Linked DNA regions of Mus musculus: region 1 is linked to region 2. The links are chromatin loops, found by intact Hi-C in ENCODE. Cell type or tissue: gastrocnemius. All regions are shown on one strand. Links, peaks and the distances in the headings refer to the core of each region. The heading gives the core; the rest is flanking DNA.

Evidence for each region. A loop is a pair of places that touch in the nucleus more often than their neighbours do. Peaks named below come from ENCODE experiments on the same cell type or tissue, not always from the same donor. Only the 100,000 strongest peaks of a DNase experiment are listed, where the experiment ranks them.
Region 1: it touches region 2 in a loop (2.6-fold over the local background); 1 of 42 quality-filtered maps calls a loop at or near these places.

Annotation. Positions count from the first base shown.
Region 1 is chr7:80,319,163-80,322,070 of GRCm38, forward strand. It overlaps Rccd1 (RCC1 domain containing 1), which reads right to left. Exons shown (of 9, transcript NM_173445.4): 2 at 2,115-2,181; 3 at 1,700-2,019; 4 at 1,140-1,536; 5 at 930-1,051; 6 at 84-179. The coding sequence starts at 1,868. Among named protein-coding and RNA genes, the nearest start is that of Rccd1, 3.8 kb to the right of the region's middle. In gastrocnemius, for the core only: no CTCF peak of the experiment used is centred there; a DNase peak (open chromatin) is centred at 1,179.
Region 2 is chr7:80,244,599-80,247,506 of GRCm38, forward strand. Ttll13 (tubulin tyrosine ligase-like family, member 13) reads left to right here and starts at 1,778. Exons shown (of 15, transcript NM_177765.3): 1 at 1,778-2,065; 2 at 2,686-2,908. The coding sequence starts at 2,697. In gastrocnemius, for the core only: CTCF peaks have their summits at 1,706 and 1,906; a DNase peak (open chromatin) is centred at 1,748; H3K4me3 peaks cover 1,125 bases; H3K27ac peaks cover 1,080 bases.

The DNA.
Region 1 (2,908 bases), core at 224-2,723, 75 kb after region 2:
GCAGGGCCAAAATCCCAGGATGATTCTCAGTGTCCAGCACACAGTAAATGAGCAGGGAAGGACATCCTAGAGGGGGACCTTACCTTCCTCTCTCTCTGCTTTGTTCTCTGTCCCACTCCTTGTGGGCAGGGCCAGCTGCCCTGACTCATTCCAGCCCCAGATATAAATATCCCCCGTTTCTGCAAGAGACCAAGAGAATCCATGAAGCACACTGTGGGACCCTTTCACCCACCCCACCTCCTCTAAACATCCCCATTACCTGTTCCTAGGAGCGAGTAAAGGGTACCCTAAAGCACCCGTCCATCAAGGATGCCCATACCAAGTCCCGCTGCTTCCCTGTCTTAGATCCCTGCCCATACACACCCCTTCTCCCCTTCCCCTTTTCCCAAACCTTACCATGTACCTCTCTGGCAGGCCTCAAAATCCCCAACCTTCCTGAATCCTGGCACTACAGGCACGAACTACCATGCCCAGCTTTTCTTTGGCTAACTCCAGGCTGAAGTTCTTTTGTCTCAGCCTTCCCACCAAGATGGACCCAATACACAAAAGCCCTAGGCCACACACTGTGGACCAAGGCACACCTCTCTGCCATCCACCATGGCTACCGGGGCATAGGCAGCCTTCTCCATTCTTCCTGGCTGAGCTGTCTCTTACCATTTCCCCTGCAGAAGTGTGCTGACCTTCGGGAGTATTTTAGATGGATGGGGGTAGTGAAGAGCTCAGTAACAAAGACAGGCAGTAACCAGATGAGTGGAGGTGTAAGAGGGTGGTGGAGTAACAGGCTAAATCTGGAAACACTGAAGACTCAGGGATGACTGAGCTGGACTGAGCGTGGAATGAGGCCTGGGCTAGACCGCCCACAAAAACAGAGCAAGAGGAAGGCGGGGCCAAGCCCTCCAGCTTGTTTGGAGCCGCCCCGAGTCACTCACCACTCAAACACACAGAGTGCCAGCCACCTGCAGCCACCTTAGCCATCCGCAGGCCCTGCAGTGCCTCCAACAGTCTTGGCTCTAGTTCTGCCTCCAGAGTCCCGTGGCCCAGCTGTCCATGCCTGATCAAAGGCGTCCCTAATCAGCTACAGGTCCATCCAAGAGAGCCTCTCCTTGAGCTCCGCCACGTCACAACCAGCCGGTCCTCACCTGCCCGCACCCCAGGAGAACACCTGGCCAGCTGCGCACAACAGCAGCACATGCTCAGCTCCCAGCTCCAGCTGGCGGACCCGCAGCTCTGGGGCCAGAGGCTGGCAGAAGGGTGGTTCTGGGGTCACATAGGCACGGGCGCAGGGTAGCAACGGCAGGGTCCCCATCCTAGACTCCCTGCTGGGTTCATCTTCCCCTTGGCCCTTTGCCCCAGAAACCAAGTTCTGGACCCAGAGGGGCTCCCCCTGTAACGCAGAACCTGGTACCCAGGCCTGCACTTCCGTGCTGGAGCCGCCCTTGTTGCGTAGCAGCACCAGGAGTTCCTCCGAAGCCCACACGTCCCTGCAGCCGTCTGCTGCACCGCTCACAGAACCTGACAATTCCACCCGGCCTCCACCTGTGTGGGCAGAGTTGGGAGGGACGCATGCCATGGACCTGGGAAGCTCGAGGCTGCCCGAGTAAGGGTGTACGGGTGTTGGGTATTTCTGGACTGGCATGTTAGGAGGGTTGGGCAGGTATACATGATACAGGTCTGGAGTTGGGATTGTGAGGGCACTCACGGGTCACCAGGGCAGTGTAGCTCCAGCCTGCGCTCACTTGGCAAATATCATCACTGGCATGCAGTGGTTCAGGACTGTACACTGAATGGTGGCTGTTCCCAGAACCCAGCGCTTGCCCGAAGCCACAGAAACCAAAGCCGAACCAGGCTCCGTGCCGTTTCTCGGCCATGTCCAGGTTGAGCCCTCTGTGGGTGGACACTTGGCTGTGGTGTGGATTAAGGGATGCAAGATTAAGGTTGCAAACCAAGGAGACTCTTGCAAACAGGACACCTTAGGAACGCTGGCAAATCCTGCCTTCCAGGGGGCTGAAGTTGCACTACCTGTAAAATAGAGACAGTATGCCATCCTAATCACCGGGCAAACGGAGTCCATCCCACTACTGTCCACGGAGCAGAGCTTTGGCCAAAGGTCCTACCAGATTTTTGACTGCTGAACTGTCTGCAGCTGACCACTTCTACTTTTGGCTCAAATCCAGCGTACAGCTGTAAGAAATATTAAGTATGTGTCTTTTAAGTCAAACTTGTATTCAAGGCAAGAAAAAAAATTTTTTTTAAGATTTATTATTTGGGGTTGGGGGGTGGGGTGGGGCTGGAGAGACATCTCAGCGGTTAAGAGCACTGACTGTTCTTCCAGAGGTCCTGAGTTCAATTCCCAGCAACCACATGGTGGCTCACAATCAATATGCAATGGGATCCAATGCCCTCTTCTGGTGTCTGAAGACAGTTACAGTGTACTCAAACACATAAAACAAATAAATAGCTTTTTTTTTAAAATGGTTTTAAAAAAAGAAGTGGTTAAAAAAAAAAGGATTTATTATTTTGGACTGGAGAGACGACTCAGTGGTTAAGAACATTGGCTGCTCTTCCAGAGGACCCAGGTTCAATTCCCAGCACCCACAAAGCAGCTCACAGCTGTCTCTAAGTCCCGTTCCAGGGCATCCTACACCCATACACAGACACACATGCAGGCAAAAAAGCATGCACAGAAAATAAAATAATAAAATAAAAGATTTATTTTACAATATGTGTAGAGATGTTTTTCCTGCATGTCTGTCTGTGCACCATGTTTGTGTCTGGTGTTACTAAAGGGCAGAAGAGGGCATCAGACCCTCTGGTACTGGAGTGTGAGCCATCATGTGGGTGCTAGACCTGAACCCAGGTCTTCCGCAAGAACAGCAGTGCCCTTCACCACTAAGCTTCCCCACACCCT
Region 2 (2,908 bases), core at 253-2,752:
GGACCTAGGTTCCGTTCCCATCAGTCCCAAAGGTGGCTCACAGCCATGTATAACTCCAGTCCCAAAGGATCTGACATTCTCTTCTGACTTACACAGGCACCAAACAAGAATGCGGTAAAAACTTATACACATAAAATACAAACATTTGTGAATTTTTAAGAATGAAAAACCTTTTGTTACTGTGTAACCGGTTACTTTACCAAATTCTCAGTACTACAGAGTAAGCAGATATTCATATCCTTGTACTATAGGCTTAGATTTTTCAAAACCTACTTTGTATTCTTGAATGCTTCAACATCCTTCTAGTCCACCTATCAGAAGTAGGGGGGATAAAAAGGTTAGTAGGAAATGAGGGCTGTGGACCTGTTTAGAAGTAGTTCTTTGGGGAGATTGGGAAATCTCTGTTGTTAGAATATCATCAGCCCAGTCCAAAACAATTAACATGAGTCAATAGCAGCAGTCCAGCCTTACTGGCAAACATCAAACAGGCGTCAGTAGCAGCGGTCGATCCAGAAGAAATTGAGAGAGAGGCTCCACAGGTCAGCAGAAGTCAGCAGAAGCAAGCGGCAAGAAGTCACCTGAATATCACAGAAAGTTCTGTGGCAAGCCAGTCTCTATGAAGTCAAGACAAGGGAAGATCAGCAAGTCAGTGCAAGGCGAACCAATGCAAGAGCCTTGTCACACTGTCTGTGGAGTATATTTATATTCTTTCTACTCATCACACGTCCTTTTCCTTCCTGCTTCAGAAAGACATTCTCACCTGTCTCTGCTTCAGCAAAACATCTCGTGACATAACTGAGTCCCCCCCCCCCCCAAGAAAATTTCCACTTCAATGTAGTTTCTGCAATTTTTTGTTTAAGGTTTTTCGAGACAGGGTTTCTCTGTATAGCCCTGGCTGTCCTGGAACTCACTCTGTAGACCAGACTGGCCTCGAACTCAGAAATCTGCCTGCCTCTGCCTCCCAAGTTCTGGGATTAAAGGCGTGCACCACCATGCCCGGCTAATGTTTGTCTTTTTATGAATAATAATAATAATAATAATCCAAAATTCTCTGGATTTTGCTACAACAAAATAATCTGAATCATATGTTGGGTTGGGTTTGGTGAAGAAAGCTAATGAAATTCAAAGTGGGGGGCAGGGATGCCAGGTTATAGGAAGGCAACAGTGACAGAGAAATTGAATGAGGTCATTCTGTTATTTCATTTTCTTGAGGTTACAAAAGTATTTATGGTTGTGGGTACCACATCAAGTTATGGGTGTAGGGGTGAGAGGACAATGTATTGTTTTCTTCTTCCACCATGTGGGTTCTGGAGGTCGAACTCATGTCCCCCTGACTTGTCAGCTATCATTTTGGTCCGCTGAGCCACCTTGCTGGCCTTATTCTGTAATTTGCTAATGGAGCTAGTGAATGAAACATTGGAAGGCATGTGTTCTTATCGCAGCTGTCCCTGTTAAGGGCAGGAATTTTTTTATAGCATCATTTCTAAATGTGGAAGAACCACAAGCAGCTATTTTGTCCCAAACATAAACATATTTGGGTTGGCCATAGGATTCCAGGAAAAGTGGAGCAGAAAAGGTGGAACCCGCCCCAATATGGGAGGACTACAAATCCCATAATGCGTTGGAAAAATACGTCTCGGCCGTTCACGTACACTCGGACCTCTAGACGCACCCGGCAAATGCAGACAGCTAGGGGGCCAAGATGGCTTCTACTGGCGCCAAAGTGGGTGTGGTTCCCGGGAAAGCCACGCCCCCAGAACGCTACTGCAATAGGGGCGGCCTTCGTGTCCATAGCGACGGCGGCGGCGGCGGCCGTCTGCTTGCTTAAGAAGTCGCCGCCGCCGCCAGGATCTCGGAGCCAGGAGTTAACCCCGAGGGGGAGCGGGCTCCCCCTCGCGACAGCGGGGACAGACAGTCCTGTGGAACGACGAGAAGGTCCCCGACGTCCAGCAACGCCCAGGAAGAGCCGCAGCGAACGAGCGGCGGCCATGAGCGACCAGCTGAGTCCAGCCCCGAGCCGATAGGGGCAGCTCCAGCAGCCCCTGAGCTCTCCTCGAAACCTCGGGTGGGCAGTGTCTGCCGTGGGTTTCCTTTCCTCTATTGTAACCCAAAGAGTCTTAGCTATTAGAGGCCCAACCCCAAACGCGTTCACGTAGGGAAACTGAGTTCTGGCTCAGGGAAATCGCCGGCCGATAACCTTTGATTGATAACCTTTGATTTACAGCTGTATCTTATTTTATTTTTTTTTAAAGATTTATTTATTATATGTGAGTACACTGGATGGTTGTGAGCCACCATGTGGTTGCTGGGATTTGAACTCAGGACCTTTGGAAGAGCAGTCGGTGCTCTTAATCACTGAGCCATCTCTCCAGCCCTCTACAGCTGTGTTTTAAAGCAGACTTCTCCAGTTCTGTCAGCCACCTTTCTTCCCCTTCAGGAAACAAAACAGCCGCGGTGGTGGTTCCTGTCAACTCTATTCTGCACTGCACACTTATATCTTATCAGCCCCCCATGCTTCCTCCCCACAGCCCTCTACTTGGAAACAACCTATTCTACAGTAGGGTTGATCTAAAAGGGCAACATTTCATTCTAGCACCGTAAAGGCGCTCCGGGTAAATTCCTGCAGGACTTCCTGGGCCCGGAGAAAGGTCTGATAAATATTTATTCCTATCCCTTTCCCCTTAGAATCTGAGAGGATGGAGCCCAATAACTGTAAGACCAGTGAATCTGAGGAAGATGATATTGAGGAAGAAGAATCTGAGGAAGAATGTGTTAGAGAGGAATCTACCACCCCCAACTCTACCCAGCAGGCACTTAGAAAGGCTGACTATAAAGAATTTGAGAATGGGGTTGCCTTATCGGTTGTAGCCAAGAAAATTCCAAAGAAAATATTAAGTGCAACAGACAC